2 separate regions of the Homo sapiens genome follow, and region 2 is linked to region 1. Evidence: read pairs that join two places in POLR2A ChIA-PET (ENCODE). Cell type or tissue: K562. All regions are shown on one strand. Each heading gives the region's core, and the rest is flanking DNA. Links, peaks and the distances in the headings are about the cores only.

Region 1 (9,730 bases), core at 3,756-7,755:
AGGCTGCCTTTTAGAGTCTCAGGGACCATCTTTGGAATAAGATGGAAAAATCCTCCTTGAAGCTGAAGAACTGTCTTCTGAGCAACTGGCACAAGGAATACGTAGAGGCACATTCTACATGGGCGACTGAATATAACACAGGAAAAGGTACTCACAAAAAATTTCCCAGATTATTGCCTTTGGATTCACACACACTTTCTCAGGAAGTTACTCCTCTACTCATGCCCTGGAAAAGGTAGGGCTGGGCCTTGAACTCTGCATAAAGAGAGACTCAGCACCTCATGTAAAATCTTAATAGCCATTTTTTAGCATTGTCTGTTTTCCTTCTTGTTTCTTTTAAATCCTAACCTACTGCCCTCCTGTTACTCTGATTTAGGTAAATTCAATTTCCTTCAACCCATTTACTTTGCTTTCTCATTTCCATATCCACTATCCTTTCCACAGCTACCTCCCTTTTTTTTTTTTTAGATGGAGTTTTGCTCTTGTTACCCAGGCTGGAGTGCAATGGCACAATCTCAGCTCACTGCAACCTCTGCCTCCCGGGTTCAAGCGATTCTGCTGCCTCAGCCTCCCAGGTAGCTGGGATTACAGGTGCCACCACTCCTGGCTAATTTTTTGTATTTAGTAGAGATGGAGTTTCACCATGTTGGTCAGGCTGGTCTCAAACTCCTGACCTCAGGTGATCCACCCGCCTCAGCCTCCCAAAGTACTGGGATTACAGACATGAACCACCACACCCAGCCCCTCCCTTGGCTCTTAAGAGCCCCTCCTCTCCTTTAGATCCCTCCAGATGGTCCAATCTTGTGCACTAGCACAATAGGCAATAACTCTTGATATTGAATCAGCATGCTAGTCATTTACATAATCTCTTTCAAATACACCTTCATCATCTAAGTGTGCTTCTTTTCTTTTTTTCTTTTCTTTTTTTTAAGGACAGGATCTCACTCTATTGCCCAGGCTGGAATGCAGTGGTGCGATCACAGTTCACTGCAGCCTCAATCTCCTGGGCTCAAGTGATCCTCCCACTGAACTTCCTGAATAGCTGGCACTACAGGCACATACCACCATGTTCGGCTAATTTTTAAAAATATTTTTTATAGAGATGGTTTCTTGCTATGGTACCCAAGCTGGCTTCAAACTCCTGGCCTCAAGCAATCCTCCTGCCTTGGCCTCCAAAAGTGCTGGAATTACAGGTGTGAGGCACAATGTCTGGCCCTAAGTGTGTTTCTAATGCCATTCCAAATACCCTATTTGGAGTATTTTCTGTCAATTCTCCAGCACACCTGGGGAATCAAAATAAAGAAGGTGCTAATCACAGTTATTACTGGGAACCCTAAAACATTTTTCTGCATTTCTGGGTCTCCTCACATAGTCCTCACTTCCTGTAGCACCTCTATGGCAGTCCTGCACATCTTCACTTGATGGTGGGGCATAATGGGCAGGATAGTGATAAGCTCAAATGTACAGTTTCATCCCCATCCCAGCCACAGAGCCTCGAATTGGTTTCTGATTCCATACAACCTTAGAGGTTAAATCTCTAATTCCTTACAAAAGCCAGATTTACAGGAATAAATCTCAATAGTAACTACAAAGAAATCTGTACACTGGTTTCTGTGTTGTCCCTCTTAAAGATGGCAATATTGCAAGGTGGCTAAATATTAAAAGGAATAAAGAATGCTCACTGGCAAAAGGCTTTTAAAGTATGTTCCCTCTATCAACGCACAAGCATTCATACTATACTCACCTGGCACATGGACACAAGTAAACGTTCAAAATGTCCTGATGTATCTGACCTAATGTCCTTTTCAAGGTCTCGTCCAAATTCTGACTGATAACATCTGACAATTTCTCGGATTTCCTGATTTGTTCTTGTGCACAAAATCTCAATCAATACACGTTCCTGAGTTCCTGCTCCCTACATGAAATGAAGGGAAGATTATACAAAGAAAAATGAAATTTCTGCAAGTAATTAAATCTTCGTCAAATATTTCTTTGTTCTGTAGAACTAAAAACTATATATTCAGATGGATGATGTGAAATAAAGAATTGCTTTAATTACCACTGTAAATTCAGAACTGTCATAATTTGTACGGTTTTACATATGAAATAGGACAAAATATTCATAATAAATGACATATAGTAGTACCTGCATTGCTTTCCGTAAGCTCCAGGCATCGTAATACGTAGGAGGCATGAAGAGGGCCAGGATCAGTTCTTCCATATTTCCACTTAACTCTGATTTGAGATCTTTGATTAAATCCTATTTAATCACAAATACAAGCTAAGTATATGTGTTCTCCAAATTTTGTCACTTAAATCTTTTAAGGAAAATACAAAAAAAGAAATGGAATTGCTTTATAAAAACCTAAATTTGAAAGCTGAATGTTAATATACTAAGAAGTAAATAAAGGCCAGGCGCGGTGGCTCATGCCTGTAATCCCAGCACTTTGGGAGGTCAAGGCAGGAGGATCATGAGGTCAGGAGATCAAGACCATCCTGGTTAACACGGTGAAACCCTGTCTCTACTAAAAACACAAAAAATTAACCGGGAGTGGTGGCAGGCACCTGTAGTCCCAGGTCCTCGGGAGGCTGACACAAGAGAACAGCGTGAACCTGGGAGGCAGAGCTTGCAGTGAGCTGAGATCGCACCACTGCACTCCAGCCTGGGCGACAGAGCAAGACTCCGTCTCAAAAAAAAAAATAAATAAATAGAAATAAAAAAGAAGTAAATAAATTTAAAGTCTGTTACACTTACACATTTATTACACTCAAGCAGATCTATTTTATTCATTCTATCAATAAACATTTAATAAAATCTTATTCCACTCTACCAGGTACAAAAACAAGGGATATATGAAACAAAGAATTATTCAAACTGACAAAATGATAAACAGATATTTACTTAGTAAAAGGAACTGTTCTTGGTTCTATGAGGAAGTAGAAACCATTATCATCTTGTTCTTATTTGTTTTTTGTTGTTATTTTTTTTGAGACAGAGTCTCGCTCTGTGGCCCAGGCTGGAATGCAGTGGTGTGATCTCGGCTAACTGCAACCTCTGCCTCCTGGGTTCAAGCGCTTCTCCTTCCTCAGCCCCCTGAGTAGCTGGGACTACAGGCACATCCCACCACGCCAGGCTAATTTTTGTATTTTTAGTAGAGATGGGGTTTCACATGTTGGCCAGGCTGGTCTTGAATGCCTGACCCCAAGTGATACACCCGCCTTGGCCTCCCGAAGTGCTGGCATTACACACATGAACCACTGTGCCCAGCCGATATTGTTCTTATTTGGAAAGATACACATCTAAAAAAAAAATAATGTAAGGTAACCTGTACTCTAGCACTGGGTAAGTAGCATAGAAATAAGTAATAGAGAAAGTTGAAACAGAAAAAGTTCAAAGTCAGCTGGAGAGCTCAGAGAAAAATGTAAAAATTAGCATGCAAAGACGAAGGAGAAAGGTATTTCAGGTAAGAAGGAACACCACCAAGGAACAGAGAAGGGGTTCCCAGCCTTGACTCTTCATTACATTCATTGTGGAGCTTTAAAAAAAAAAAGAAAAACATTGATGTCCAGGACTAAGACTCAGAGATTCTGTGTATTTTTAAGTTTTAAAGGAAATTACGATGTTCAGTTAAGGTTGAGAATTACTCGTATAGAGCCAAGAATGAGCAAAGCTTGTTCAATGGAACAATAAGACAACCGGTTTTGCTACAGAGGAAGGTTTTCATAATAGATGAGTTAAAACAAAGTTGTAACTAAATCTTGGATTATTACACTGAATGCCAAGCTAAAGAATATGGACTTGATTCTGTTTGCTGGGAGGAACCACTGGAAACTTTTCATGCAAGAAAATGGCACTGATGTAGCAACAATATTCAGAATGGATGATGGTGACAAAGAAGCTATAGATGAAAACATTTAGGCTACTGGAATATTTAGTTAAGAGGTAATAAAGTCTTGGACTTGAATGGTAACAATGGAAATGAGAAGGAACAAAGTAGACAAAAGAAACATTTTAAAGGGCCATTTTATAGATTAGATCAATAAAAACTAGTAAATAACCAACTGCTAGGACAAAGCATACAGAATACTCCCTATGATAAAAGAAAAACATGGACTCAAAGATGACTATAGCAGGCTAGAAAAACAGTGTTTTACTAATTAGGAAGTTAAGAAAAGAGGTGGCTAGTGGTACGGAAATTAGATTGTTAGTTTTAATTCTAAAGCAATATATAAAAAAACTTGAGACAGCATTGTGCAGACTAGATAAAAAATTCATAACATGGAAAATATCTTTGTGAGAATAGTGAGTCTGATGTTGAAGCTTAAGGAGATCTAGGGTTTGTGTTGCATAATCAGTCACTGGGCTGGGCAGACAGGGAAAGGCAAAATAGAATAAGCAAGGTGGGACCAATCAATGGACCACTACCCCATTCTGAGAAATATAAACTAGATGCAGAGAACATTAGGATATTTTTAGGATTCCTATCTAAATGGCAAAGCAGGTCAGGCGTGGTGGCTCATGCCTGTAATCCCAGCACTTTGGGAGGCCAAGGCAGGCAGATCACATGAGGCCAAGAGTTTGAGACCACACTTGCTAACATGGCAAAATCCCGTCTCTACTAAAAGTACAAAAATTAGCTGGGTGTGGTGGCAGACACCTATAATTCCAGCTACTCGAGAGGCTGAGGCACGAAAATCGCTCTTGCCTGGAAAGTGGAGGCTGCAGTGAGCGGAGATCATGCCACTGCACTCCAGCCTTTTGAGACTCTGTCTCAAAAAAAAGTAAAAAAAAAAAAAAAAAAAGCAAAGCAGTGCTATCCATGTTTTCCCATTACATCTGAGGAACAATGGCATTTTTTAGCCATAGAATCTTGTTGGATTTAGAAACTGATCATCCATTCAACAAGTACTAAGTGGCTACTTGCCATTATATACTTGGTACTGTAATACAAAGATGACTATGACCATGGTTTGTCCTATGGGAGCTCAGTTTTTGGGGGTGGGCCGTGAGATTAGTAATAACAGAGGTTTTACAAAGTGCTATGGGACTACAGTATTAAGAAGCAGCTAAATTCTGTCCAGACTAATGAAAGAAACTTCAGAGTAGCTGATATTTAAGCCAAATCTTAAAGAAGTTTGCCATGAAAAAAAGAAAAGGTATTCAAGGCCAGGAGAATGGCATGTACACAACACAGAAGCATAAAAGATCATGGCGTGTACAGAGAATGGCAAGCATTTCCATATTATTTTTTTTTGAGACAGCGTCTTGTTCTGTCACCTAGGCTACAGTGCAGTAACACAATCACAGCTCACTAACAGCCTGACTTCCTGGGCTCAAGCAATCTTTCTACCTCAGCCTCCCAAGCAGCTGGGACTATGGACACACGCCACCACGCCCAGCTAATATAATTTGTTGTCATCGTTGTTGGAAATGAAGTCTCCCTATGTTGCCCAGGCTGGTCCTGAACTCCTGGCCTCAAGAAATTCTCCTGCTTTGGCCTCCCAAAGTGCTGGGATTACAGGCGTAAGCCACCACGCTCAGTCCATATAATTTTAACATAGGACACGTTTAGAGAAAGGGAGAGAAGCAGAAGGCGATGCCCAGGACCAAGAATAAACAAGGGCTATGTAATAAGCCTTGAATCCCACTGTAACAGGCAGAAGACTGAGAACCATCCTCTTGATCATGATTGTAGTTGTGATCTACTTTCTACTGAATGTCTATCACATATGTGACTGGGGTAAGGTATGATTATGAGATCAAGGACTACTCTAGAATGAAAAAGCCTTTTAAGAGAAATAGGCCAGGCATGGTGGCTCACGCCTGTAATCCCAGCACTTTGGGAGGCTGAGGCAGGCGGATCACTTGAGGTCAGGAGTTAGAGACCAGCCTGGCCAACATGGTGAAACTCTGTCTCTACTAAAAATACAAAAATTAGCCAGGCATGATGCTGTGCACCTGTAGTCCCAGCTACTCAGGAGGCTGAGGCAGGAGAATTGCTTGAACTCGGGAAGCAAAGACGGCAGTGAGCTGAGATCGCACCATTGCACTCCAGCCTGGATGTTGGTGCGAGACTTCATCTCAAAACAAAACAAAACAAAAAACAGAAATAGGGAATACAGTACCCTTGAGGTCTCTAAAGTCTAGTTGTCCCTCTTTTGCACCACAGGTACTAATCAAAATATAGTATCCAATCTGACATGAATGCAGAGTCTACCAGCCACTGCTGGTGCTCATTCCAGGAAAGAAAAACATACCTTGCCATAGGAGGTCTTAAATGCTGCTTTAATTTTTTGCCTCTGATCATTGGAACGGTTGGCCACCACATCCACAATTGCCTGCTCATCTGTCCCTGGAAGAACCACACATGTTTAAGTAAGGACAAAGTACATGCTAGGTGCTGCTTGAGGTCATCTTTTTTTTTTTTTTTTTTTTTTGAGACGGAGTTTGTCACCCAGACTGGGGGTGCAAGTGCAATGGTGTGATCTAGGCTGACTGCAATCTCCACCTCCCAGGTTCAAGCAATTCTCCTGCCTCAGCTTCCCGTGAAGCTGGGATTACAGGCATGCATCACCATGCCCAACTATTTTACTTTTTATTTTTAGTACAGATGGAGTTTCGCCATGTTGGCCAGGCTGGTCTTGAACTCAGGTGATCTGCCCACCTCGGCCTCCTAAAGTGCTGGGACTACAGGTGTAAGCCACCACACCCAGCCTGAGGTCATCTCTTAGAATGCTTACAAGGCACTAGACATCAGATTAAATCCAGGTATGCGCACCCAGGCTGACACATAAACTTGGGTTTATGAGATAAGGTTTATTTTTACTTTAGAACTGATTACTTTAACTTATTAAAAAAGACAAAAATTTGTTTTCCTTACCAAAACCCTTCATTGCCTTACGAAGAATTTCTGCATCTCTTATAGCATCGAAGTTGGCAGCTGGTCGGATAGTTCCTTGAGTGACCTGAGTCACTGTGGCAGGCTGAAAATAAAAGGCATAAAATCCGTGTCAGCATTTCCAGTAAGTTTCTAATGAGGAAACTTAAAGACTTCCCCAGACATCAATCTTAAGTAAGAAGGCCAATGTTTGGGTTTTAAGGCAAGGATATGAGCATTTTATTACCAGAGCTCATTATGGAACAGACAGGAAAGACCTATCCCCCTTCAGGACAGATTTTTCTCCTGCCAACAGATAGCCAGACACCAAACTTCCAGGAGACAAGATGGCCAAACTTGTGAAATTAAAGTCACAATCTTACTATAGTTTCCTTTTTGGTAGAATAGGAAGAAAAAAGAAGACTGATCCCTGAATGGTGTGAGATGAGCGACAATGTTTGATTTAAAAACAGAAGAATATAAAATGGCTTTAGTGAAGTAGCACATGAATGCCCAGTGAGATTTCAAACCAGCAATATAATTTTAGTAATCTCTCTTAATTTCCTATATGGACCCTGATTATTATACATGAAATAAATCTATATGAAAATTAAAAATTGCCATTTAGCAAATACTATGGTAGTAACTGTTTCAGGCAAGAATCAACAGTGGGTGCTAAAATTAGGTGGCAAAAGTATAAAGAAACAGGATATTTGTATAACCTATAACATTATAGCAGAGAAACCTTGCAGGCACCAACTTAAATGATCAAAATTAATTATCACCAGTAATGGAATAAGTCAATAATAAGTGTCTCCTGATATGATGCACTGGGGGCACAAAATCATTTCTGTGGTACTCTTGCCAAAAAGGCATGACCTGGATTTAACCATGAGAAAATATCAGACAAACCCAAATTAAGAAATATTTTATAAAATAACTGACAGTGTTCTTCAAAAGCATCAAGGGCATGAACAACAAAGACTGAGGAACTATTTCAGATTAAAGGAGACTTAAGAGACATGACAATAAATACAACATTGCATTCTGGATTTGATCCTGAACCAGAAAAAGGACATCATTGAGACAACTGGTGAAACTGAAATAAGGTCTGTAGGTTGGGTAACAGTACTATATCGATGTTATTTCCTGATTTTGATCATTGCATTGTGTTTATGTAGGAAGTTAACATTTGGAGAATCTGAGTAAAGGGTATATACAAATTATTTGTACTATTTTGCAAGTCTAAAATTATGTCAAAATTAAAAGATAAAACAATTTAAAATACAAAGCTATGAAATAATTCAATAGTTTCCCCCAATTTTTTATTTTTTAGAGATAGGCTCTCACTCTGTTGTTCAGGCTGGAGTGCAGTGGCACAAACATAGCTCACAGTAACCTTGAATTCCTGAGCCCAAGCAATCCTCCTGCCTCAGCCTCCTGAGTAGCTAGCACTACAGCCATGTGCCACCATGCCCAGCTAATTTCTTACTTTTGTAGAGACGGGGGTCTTGCTATGTTGCCCAGGCTGGTATCGAATTCTTGGCCTCAAGTGATCCCCCTGCCTTGGCCTCCCAAAGTGCTGGAATTACAGGTGTGCGGCCAGCCCAGAATAATTCAAGAAGTTTCTTAGGGTGTTCAAGTCAGGGCTTAAGAGGGATGGGATGAAGATGATGCTCCACTACTTTTTAAAAAAATTTTAATTGTAACAACACATTTCTTGTATGTTTGAATGTTGACCTAAAATAAAGATTACTGTTGTAAAATAAGTGTTTTCACTGCAGAAAACACACATATACACACACACAGTTTATTTAATCCAATACCTCCAAAGTATTATCATTTAAACATGCAATCAATACCATTTCAAAATAAAAGATGATTCAATGCTTTTTAGACAACAGAAACTGTATTTAAAGTTATACACATTGAATACAGCAGTACACCAGCATTTGTGGGGGCAAAGCAACTGAGGAGATGAGAACAAGCCCCATCTTTCAGCAGCTTTTCAAGATAACACTTTTATGGGTCAATAGCTCCTCCCACTCATATATATTTTTACTCCAACATTTTCTTCTACCAGTAAGCCTTAGCATCCATCCTCTACTAGTTTCCAAGCTAGGGCTGTAAGCAGAGAACTAACAAATATACCTATAGTGGTTTTAATAGAAAGCCAAAATTATTCTACTTGTAGCAAATAGTCGAGTATAAAAAAATTTTATAAGCCTTCATGTCTCAAGAAACTAAGTTTCCTTTGATGTAACCGCTGTCACTAAAATCCTAAATAGGACAGAAGCCATTGTTTCTAATACACTGGAATAGATAAACTAACCCTCACTGTGTACCATTTGATGATTCTCATTTTCTGTGATTCTCTTTTGTAAAATATATATATATATATATATATATATAAAAATATATATATACACACACACACATATATATATATTGATTTCATATTTCATCTGTAGGGAAAAATTTTTTTGATGTATTCTCTGCCGAAAGTCTAAGTTTGAAGTAAATTTTCAAGAATACTGTCATCTTCCAGGCATTAAACTGAATTCAAAGAAATCAGGATCTGGGCTGGGCACAGTGGCTCATGCCTGTAATCCCAGCACTTCGGGAGGTCGAGGCAGGTGGATCACGAGGTCAAGAGATTGAGACCATCCTGGCCAACATGGTGAAACCCTGTCTCTACTACAAATACAAAAATGCTGGGCGTGGTGGTGCGCACCTGTAGTCCCAGCTACTCAGGAGGCTGAGGCAGGAGAATCACTTGAACCCGGGAGGCGGAGGTTGCAGTGACCCCAGATCGCGCCACTGCACACTCTAGCCTGGCAACAGAGTGAGAC
Region 2 (9,730 bases), core at 2,247-6,246, 130 kb after region 1:
GTTGAAGAAATAAATTACAGTACATTCATATGAAACACTTTATAACCATTAAAGGTAGTTTTTACAGCAAATGCTCACAGATATAACATGAGAAAGTCATGATACTAAACTGTATACATATAGTGTAAAGGATACTGCTTTTTGCAAAAACAAAACTATATAGTACATGTGTATAAAAATGAAAACCAAAGGTAAGCTTATGAAAACATTAAGAGTGAGATTATCAGTGATTTTTGATACTTTATGTATTTTCAAACTACCTGCAATGAAAAATGTTGCTATTTTGGGTAATACAAATTTTTTTTTGTTTTTGGTTTTGAGATAGAGTCTTGGTCTGTCGCCCAGGTTAGAATGCAGTGGCACAATCTCAGTTCACTGCAACCTCCACCTCCTGGGTTCAAGCAATTCTCCTGCCATCAGCCCCCCAAATAGCTGGGATTACAGGTGCCCGCCACCATGCCCAGCTAATTTTTTGTATTTATAATAGAGACAGGGTCTCACCATGTTGGCCAGGCTGGTCTTGAACTCCTGACCTTGGGTGATCCACCTGCCTCGGCCTCCCAAAATGCTGGGATCACAGGTGTGGGCCACCGTGCCCAGCTAATTTTTTTGTGTGTATTTTTAGTAGAGACGGGGTTTCATCATGTTAGCCAGGATGGTCTCAATCTCCTGACCTCATGATCCGCCCACCTCCGCCTCCCAAGTGCTGGGATTACAGGCATGAGCCACCATGCCTGGCCTTATTATTCTTAAAATAATTACTTGTGGCCTGGCACGGTGGCTCACGTGTATAATCCCTGCACTTTGGGAGGCCAAGGCGAGTGGATCACTTGAGGTTAGGGCTTCGAGATGAGCCTGGCCAACATGGTGAACCCCATCTCTACTAAAAATATAAAAATTAGCTGGGCGTGGTGGCACACACCTGTAATCCCAGCTACTCGGGAGGCTGAGGCAGGAGAAGTGGCCTGAACCCAGGAGGCAGAGGTTGCAGTGAGCTGAGATCACGTCACTGCACTCCAGCCTGGGCAACAGAGCGAGACTCTGTCTCAAAAAAAAAAAAAAATTATTTGTGTATTCTTGCTTCCTTAGATAGAAAGCTCACTGAGGCAGACTCCAGCTTTCCCTTATTCTTTAGATTCTTCCCATATCAACCAGTCCTATCAAAGACCACCTTAGTAAATGTTATTGTAAAATCTACATTAGGATACGGATCCTCAGAAATGTATCTTAATATCAAGTCTTAGGACAGGCACGGTGGCTCACACCTTTAATCCCAGCACTTTGGGAGGCTGAGGCGGGGGGATCACCTGAGGTCAGGAGTTCAAGACCAGCCTGGCCAACGTGGTGAAACCCTGTCTCTACTAAAAATACAAGAGTTAGCCAGGTGTGGTGGTGGACGCCTGTAATCTCAGCTACTTGGGAGGCTGAGGCAGGAGAATCACTTGAACCCGGGAGGCGGAGGTTGCAGTGAGCTGAGATCACGCCATTGCACTCCAGCCTGGGCAACAGGAGTGCAACTCTTCTCAGAAAAAAAAAAAAATGAATAAAAAATCAAATCTTATATTTATGTGGTATTCCCCTCAAAGGCTCTGGAGAACACAGTAAGTACTCAATAAACACTTACTCAACTGTAATTATATGTTGGTTGTCAGCATGCAAGGAACCTGCACCATTACAGAAACTGTCACAGCCAAGCTAAGGAAAAGTTCTCCAAGTTCAATTTCACAGAATCATACATGCCATTTTAGAGTTAGAACATATCTTTTTTTAAAAAAAAAGCCAGTTCTCTCATTTTACAGGTAAAACCTTGGCCCTGGGATATTAAGTGACTTGTCCAAATTTATACTGAGAGTTAATGTTGGAATCAGGAAAATAGTTCAGGCTTTGGAGTTAAGTGCATCAATGTAAGTTACAAACATTCTTCATGTCTTCAATTTCCAGAACTGACTATGATGTGCACTTCAGGTGCAGGCTCTACTCTTCACTCTGTATTATCTCAGTCAGTGGCTACCCTGTAGGCATATAGTACATTAAAAATTCCTTGAACACCAAACTTGACTTTTCCTAAAGGGATCAGGAAGGTCTTGATATTGCTGGTTCAGTATGATCTGGAAATGTCCACACTGAGCATATGGACATCCTACTGCAAAGCAGACCTGGAGGCTGAATCTTGGGATTCTAAGCCATAGAAGAATATATTTTCCTCTCAGCCTCCCTCCATTTCATGCTGTCATGCTGAATCACTCTCAAACACCTATGAACCATTCTTTTTTTTTTTTTTTTTTTGAAACGGAGTCTCATTCTGTTACCCAGGTTGGAGTGCAGTGGTGCGATCTCAGCTCACTGTAACCTCTGCCTCCCGAATTCAAGTGATTTCCCTGCCTCAGCCTCCCGAGTAGCTGGGACTACAGGCAAGTACCACCACGCCCGGCTAATTTTCTGTATTTTTAGTAGAGAAGGGGTTTCACTATGTTGGCCAGGATGGTCTCGATCTCCTGACCTTGTGATCTGCCCGCCTCGACCTCCCAAAGTGCTGGGATTACAGGAGTGAGCCACCGTGCCCGGCCCTGAACCATTCTTTAGCACAGCATACTGGAGAAGCCATGGGCAAATACTTAGTAATCTCTTACTTTAGAAGGAGGGAAGTTGCCTATGAGTGGTAATTCTGCCCCTTCCTCCACTCTAGCCAGAAAAATGTCTAGGTCTTGTCCTGAAGGCTTTCTGAGTAAAGTCAAAAGTTCTATTACCTCCTACTAAGCTGGGGATAGTATCTGTATAGAACACTCCCTTCTGATCTTTCCCTGCTTTCAGCTTTTATATGATCCTCCCCCCTCCCCCCAACCCCTGGTTGCATTCTTACCTGTTTGGCTAAGTGGGTGCCAGGCGGTATCCTGCTGCCCCCATCCAGAACAGCCAGCTTGAGAAGCCTGAAGACTGGCCTGATACAGAGACTCCAATTCTGAGGTCTCCTGCTCTGTGTCTTGGTTCCAATGTGGATGCAAAAGGATGTGATTTCTCTCTGGATAGGTTACACACGTATGGGAATCATGAGGGGAGGACTTCATTCCTGGCCTAGGTGCCCCATGCTTAAGCTGAGAATCACAGAACCTTGTGATATTCACCCAGGAATCCAAAGGCAAGGAAGTCCCCAAGTCAGTACTGCTGCCCAGATCCTTAGACCTAACATCTCTCACTTGGGACAGCTTCTCTTGGTATATGTCTGGCTCTGCCAACCTGGGCTGTCCTCCGCTAGAAGTTTCACCATTAGGCAGCCCAGAGTTTAAGGCAAGAGAAGAATGTTCAGTGGACTCTTCCCAGGAAAGTGGTCTATCCCCACCCTCCAGAGAGGATTGTTGCTTTGCCCATGGCCAGTGGCCTTTCTCTTGACCCTGTGAGAAAGGAGGCTTAGAATCAGAAGGGGAAGAGTTCTTCCTTAGACTACCTGACAAACTTCTATCCTTGAAACCTGTACTATCCCTCATGGAGACACCCTGCATCCTCTGGAACTGCTCAGCCAGAGAACGGACAAGCCCCTTTGTGCTGGGAAACTCTGGCCTATAGGTCTCCTCACTGCCTCTGTCCACTTTTAAAGTCAATGAAGTTTTGAGGCTTTGGCCTTGGAGGCATTGGTTAGTTTTCTGCACAGGATCAGGACAGTGAAGCACAAATGAAGAAGCAACAGGCATTATGGGGTGGCAGGTTCTATACAGGGGAAGGCTGGGCTGAGCTGATGAATTTGAAGGACTACAGCCTAGGCTGTGTTCATCACCCCTCTCAGAGGTGGCTATTCCAGGCATCACCGGGGAGGGGTTAGCAGGATCCTTCTTTTCTTGGAACAGCTGTTCTTGAGCAATGCCTCTTCCTTCTTGTGGAGGGAGCTTGCTGCAACTGCTGTTGTCACACCTAGAGCCTTGCAGCTTACCCTCTGGGGCATCCAATGGCTCCCAACTATGATGAGAATTCTTCTCAGTCCACCCTGGTGCTTTAGGTAAACCTTGCCTGTGGAATGCAGAGGGTTCAATGTTGTCTACTTCAACCGAAGTCAGAAGCTTCAAGGCAGATCTACTGGGGGAGCTGTGCTGTGGGGCAGATGACTCTGGAGATAGTGATGAGTGTGACTCATGGCAGGAAGCAGGTGAATGGAAGAAAGAACTGGCCCCAAACTCTGTATCCATGCCGGATTCCAGTTGGGCCTCTTGGCTTAACAATACTTGGAGCGGGATAGGCTGTTCACTGAAACAAATGGAGAGAGCTAGTCATAAGCTGCCTTGACTGACAGGAACACTTACAGAAAGAACTCAACATTCCATTCCCATTTCTAGCTATTCACACAGGGAATGGTAAAAATAAACAGAAAGACAAGCACAAGTAGAGTCAGTAGTTCAGAGGATCACAAAAGAAAAGGCACATGGTCAGCTCACACTCAGGTAAATAGGTAACGTTAATCCTCTTTATTAAACACCCTCACCAAAGTTGCACAGTAACATTAAGTGGAGCCCTTGCCAATATTCTTCACTACCTGTGAAGTCGCATTCCAATCACATTCTACTTGCAAATTAGGAAACAAAATCAGCTAGTCTCACATGCAGATGACATGGAAGGTAAGCAAAGCCTGAAAATCACTCATACCAAACAGCAAAAATCCAGGATGCTATACAGGGAGGCAAGTCCTACCTGGGGTCCTGAGAGGCAGCCCGGCCAAAGGAACTATGAGGCCACATTTACAAAATACAGGGTGATTTGGGCTCATGGGAATACACAGAAATTAACCATTTCAAATATGTTTTTATAATCTGGATTTTGTTCTATTAGTCACTGAGATGTTTCCCCAAAGCAATATGACTCTCTTGAGATTTAGGAGTAGGAGTAGGGATTAACTGTATTTAGTTGGTTTCTCACTAATTGTTTTGTATTTCTGACTTTAAAAACTTAATGTTACAAGGACTTAAATAAAGCCTCGATCACTCACATACATCAGGATGTATACGTTTTCTGGAAACGGTTTACCTATCTAAATTGCTTATATTCAAAACAAGCCCCTAAATTTGAATGAAAATATACTATCAACTTTTGAGGATATAGTCACCCAGTCACCCTTATAACATTATGGAGAATATGATTTACTAATATGGGAAGCCCAATCATACAAGGCAATATTACATAATGGTTAAGGACATGTGCTTTAGCATCAAATAGACCTGCAATTTTTTTTTTTTTTTTTTTTTTGAGACAAGGTCTTGCTCTGTCACCCAGGCTGGAGTGTGGCAGTGCCATCACGGCTCACTGCAGCCTTGACCTGCCGGGCTAACCGATTCTTCCACCCAAGCCTCCTAAGTAGCTGGGACCACAGGTATGCACCACCATGCCCAGCTAAATTTTTTGTGTTTTTTGTAGAGACAGGGTTTTACCGTGTTGCCCAGGCTGGTCTCAAACTCCTTGACTCAAATAATCTGCCCTCCTCGGCCTCCCAAAATTCTGGGATTACAGGCGTGAGCTACCATGCCTAGCAGTTAACTATTTTTGAACATTTGCCTTTTGAACATTGAACCCAGGAGGTTGAGGCTGCAGTAAGCTGTGATCGTGCCACTGCACTCCAGCCTGGGTGAAAAAGCAAGATCCTGTCTCCAAAAAAAAAAAAAAAAAAAAAATGTTAACTGCTTTTACTAATTTATATTTTGAAAACTACTCAGAATTATTAACGGTCCAAATTAATGTTTATTTAAATTCATCTATTCTAAGTAAAAGCCAAATTCCAGGGCTAAGATGTGAGAACTACAACAATGACTACTGGAACTTCTTTCCTAGTCCTGACCATAAAGAAGCAAAGCAAAGGGAATCTTTGTGTCTCTTCTCTATGGTGCAATCAGAGCAAGAAAGACTGCTTTCTCTGCTTCCATAAGGATAGGAAGCACTGAAATCCCAAAATAAATCACATGGTAGCTACTACAACATGAAATGTAGCCTGGATTGCCATGTCTAAGAACATAATATATACAAATATAATAATCGCGTTATTACACAAGTCCAGGGCTAAAGTTACCCATGGGAAATGTGGACAAATGGTCTTATTATGCTGTACTTTTTGCATCCTAGGAATTATTAAGATAAGGACCAGCAGTACAATGAGCTTTTCACTGTATGTCTGACCTGAAAGAAGAAAATCTTTTCAGAGGACTCCTCTCTCCCCTTCAGTCGCCAAGACAATGAGAGCTCTTGCTACAGAATACTCATGGTCATTTCTTCCCCTGGCATTCATAAACTAACATGGTTCCCAAGCACTACCTTGTTGGCTGAGAGAGAGTCCCCGCCTGTGTTGGGAGGCAGGCTGAGGGCTGCGACGGCTGCTGTGGTGATTGCTGCTGCTGCATGCGATCCTGCAGGCTCCGTGCTTTTCGAATACTGATTTGCAACTTCTTATCGACTAGGGCTCTGCTGTGCGTGCTACAGCTGGCACCATGCAGGGCAAGTCTTAGTTTAGCTAAAATGCAAAAGAAAATATAGCAGAAACAGAACACAAAACACAAATAAAAATAAAAAGAATAAAATTGAAAAAAAATGAGCAAAGATATGCAGTAAAACTCAAAATATGTAGCAGGAACGCAAGGCATGGACCATGCATATGCTGTCCAGGGCACACAGCTGCCTCTGGCTATAAGGAACATTGATGGAAGCCATGGAGGCCAAACAGGTTAATCCAAATTAAAAAAACAAAACTAAAATAAATCAAGAAGATAAACCAGTGCCTCCATCTTAGAGATTGCCACTCTTGTCCTTTGCATCTGACCTGTCTGACTCTGGTCTCCACACTCTACTCTCACCCCTCTCTTCCCAATGGCCAACAGCAGAAATAAGATCCAAACCTGCATCTGTCTTTATAGACCACAGCTTCTTGTGGGTCACATACAAGAAGCTGATACCAATTCTAAGCCTTAGTCTCTTGCTGTAAGTTTATGGTGCTGCATACTATGAAGGTAGGGGAGAATCAGAAAGAATCAAATACTGAATTAAAAAGTCACAGGCCTGGGAAGTCATAGCCAATTTATTCAGTTTTCCTTCTATAAGCTCCAACCCACTAGCCAGTGACTAGCAAAAGAGCAGACTAATTTCACATCTGAGGTCTAACTTTATCCTGAAATAAGAAGGTAGGCATGACTGGAGAAATCATCTATGGATTCCTTGCTGAGGTTATTCTGGTAAATATCCATAGGCCACAGTGCCAGTGCCAGGTACACTTAGAAATCAAAGGGCAAAAACAGCTAACGCGACTCAGTTTGGGAGAGCAAGAGTGAGGAGACACAAAAACTGTTTTTATCCTGTCTGAGTGACAACACTAATAATACCTATTGTGAAGTTAGTCAAAAGTGCCACAGCCATAGCAGTTAGAGTTACTTACAGATAGCTTCATTACAGAGAGCCAAAGCTGCAGCACAGTCTCCTTTCTGTTCCAGATGTAGTGACTCTTCAAACACTGACTCTGCCTCTTGCAGGGACCTCTCAAAGCCGTCACTCCTCCCTGAAAGGGCCAGCACTTTTCATTTTCATTACAATTCATTCCAAATTTTCCTGTGTACTGTTGTTTCCCTTCAGTACACAGAGATCCTTGCTGCTGAGCCACTGGTCTACCCTTATTCCAACTGTCTATTCCTATTAAGAATTATCTGAAAACAAGCAGGACATCCATTTTGCCTTAACCAAGATGTTACCAAGGCCATGAAAGAGAGGCATGCCATTAATGGCCACATATTCTAACACCAAGACCCTTAGGAAGTCCCTCAAGGAAGGAGCTCCAGTGGTGCAATCGGTTAGCGCGCGGTACTTATATGACAGTGCGAGCGGAGGAAGTCCCTCAAGGAAAGAACAAAGTAATAGCAGAAGGTTAGGTTCTTATGCCCGGAATTGAACTGCTCTTTCCCAGTGCAATTCTTGCCAACTAGTGTCAGAACACCCTAGATGTCAACTAAGACGTTCACTGCTATGTTATGGCAAAGGTAGCTTCATTATTCTGTGGACAGCCATTCATACCACTTATTTACTTCACCAATTCACAGTCCTCTATGCACCACCCTAAACTGGAAAATCAGTGCACTTCTTGGTCACAGATGGTCTACACTTCCTAATCCAATGTATCTGCCAGGGCAGTTGAACTGCCTTCATTCCTGGTTTGCATATACATACTTGTCATAAGCGTTGCTAAGTATTTACTTTCATCATGCTATTCCTCACCAAAACTACCCCCAAAGAAGTCACCTTCCCATACAGCAAGCAGGGAATATTCCATCCTCCTCTCAAAGTGAATGTGTGCCAAAGCAGGTGCAGAAGAGTCTAAAAACAATACCGGATGAAAAGGCTAGGAAGTACAGGCAGAAAAATTTTTGTAAAAGAACTCTCATGTTTATGTATCCCTTGCCCTCTACTTACTCATAATCATACATTGGCAGCAAGCTGTAATGTAATTTCACCTACAAATGGGATTGCCAGTGAGCCTTCACAAGGTTGCAGGGAAAAAAAAATGTCTGAGTCACTTCTCCCATAATGTCCCTCATCCTCCACTTACCTCCAGCAGGACATGGTAAGAAAGGCTCTTCCACATCCCTAACATTCACTTCCTAATTCATCATGACTTTTTGAGAGCAATGGGAAGACAATGGAAACAGCAGGTTGGTTCTGAAGAACTTGGCACTCAGGATCCACTCTATCTCTAGAGGTGTGGTTTCCCTTACTCCCCAGACCTGAAGTTCTCTCATAATATTTGTAATCAACTAAATGTATACAACCTTTATAATCAGAGGTAGGGCGTAGAGCCATTTTTTTTAAGTTCTCTACTCTATGGAGATCTAGACAAGCTATAGTTGATCAATCACTGTACTAAATTTTAATTCTTATCCTTCAGAATCTTAGCATTCCATTCCTTGCTCATGCAGGAAATGCTGAACCACAGTGTATAGAGAACTGACAATGAAATATTGCCAGTGGGATCTCCTCCTAACTTTAATCTATTGCCCAACTGGCAGAGAGAGAAAAAAAGGAGAGAAATGACAAGACCCCTTTTTTCAGAAGCAAAATAAACCTGGGACACCAATGTGATACAGCTTGAGGTCAAAAAGGGAAAAAAGACTATCCAAATATAGAGACAGCTAAGTATTAGGAATTTAAAACTAATTTGGAAACTAATACAATGTCTTGGGAAATATAAGGCAACAATTACCTTGAATCAAAAGAGAGTAGTATTAAAGGAAAAAAGCTGCCCCCAAACAGGATTACTTGGCCCAAGAAGATTCTCTAAGTGTATATAAAAAGAGAAAAGTGGTCAACAGAAAACAGCCAGCAAAGTTAAAAGCTTGCACTTACAAACTGGGACCTTCATACTGCTTTAGCACAATTTGTTGTAAGTGGGGTTTCCGAATTATAAAAACAATAAAGTCATTTTATAGGAAAAAAACTAAGATATATGGCCTATTTAAGGTAGATACTTCAGCTTGGCTGAACTATTTTGAAGGCTAGTCTCTTTTGGTACAAAGTGACATCCTAAAAAAATTCTAGGAAGAAAAAAAGTCTAACATGGGGCAGTTGTGGAAGTAAAGTCCATGCAAATTGTTTGAGGTTACAGAATCAATTGTCATGGTATCAAAAGTAAACTGGCTTTGTTCTTGCTCCTGTTTGGCAGATCCACTTCCCTGATGCTCCAGGTGGAATATTTCATGGGTATGTTTCTTCCCAGCAAGTAGAATTC

Evidence for each region. ChIA-PET counts read pairs that join two places held together with the same protein. Peaks named below come from ENCODE experiments on the same cell type or tissue, not always from the same donor. Only the 100,000 strongest peaks of a DNase experiment are listed, where the experiment ranks them.
Region 2: POLR2A ChIA-PET joins it to region 1 with 6 read pairs; 3 of 35 experiments call an interaction of 5 or more read pairs at or near these places.

Annotation. Positions count from the first base shown.
Region 1 is chr10:73,381,431-73,391,160 of GRCh38, forward strand. ANXA7 (annexin A7) reads right to left here. Exons shown (of 13, transcript NM_001156.5): 6 at 6,882-6,984; 7 at 6,259-6,353; 8 at 2,147-2,260; 9 at 1,745-1,915. Among named protein-coding and RNA genes, the nearest start is that of CFAP70, 27 kb to the left of the region's middle. In K562, for the core only: no CTCF peak of the experiment used is centred there; no DNase peak of the experiment used is centred there.
Region 2 is chr10:73,513,515-73,523,244 of GRCh38, forward strand. USP54 (ubiquitin specific peptidase 54) reads right to left here. Exons shown (of 24, transcript NM_001391956.1): 18 at 7,394-7,513; 19 at 6,283-6,478; 20 at 2,861-4,233. Among named protein-coding and RNA genes, the nearest start is that of PPP3CB, 22 kb to the left of the region's middle. In K562, for the core only: no CTCF peak of the experiment used is centred there; DNase peaks (open chromatin) are centred at 3,807 and 4,107.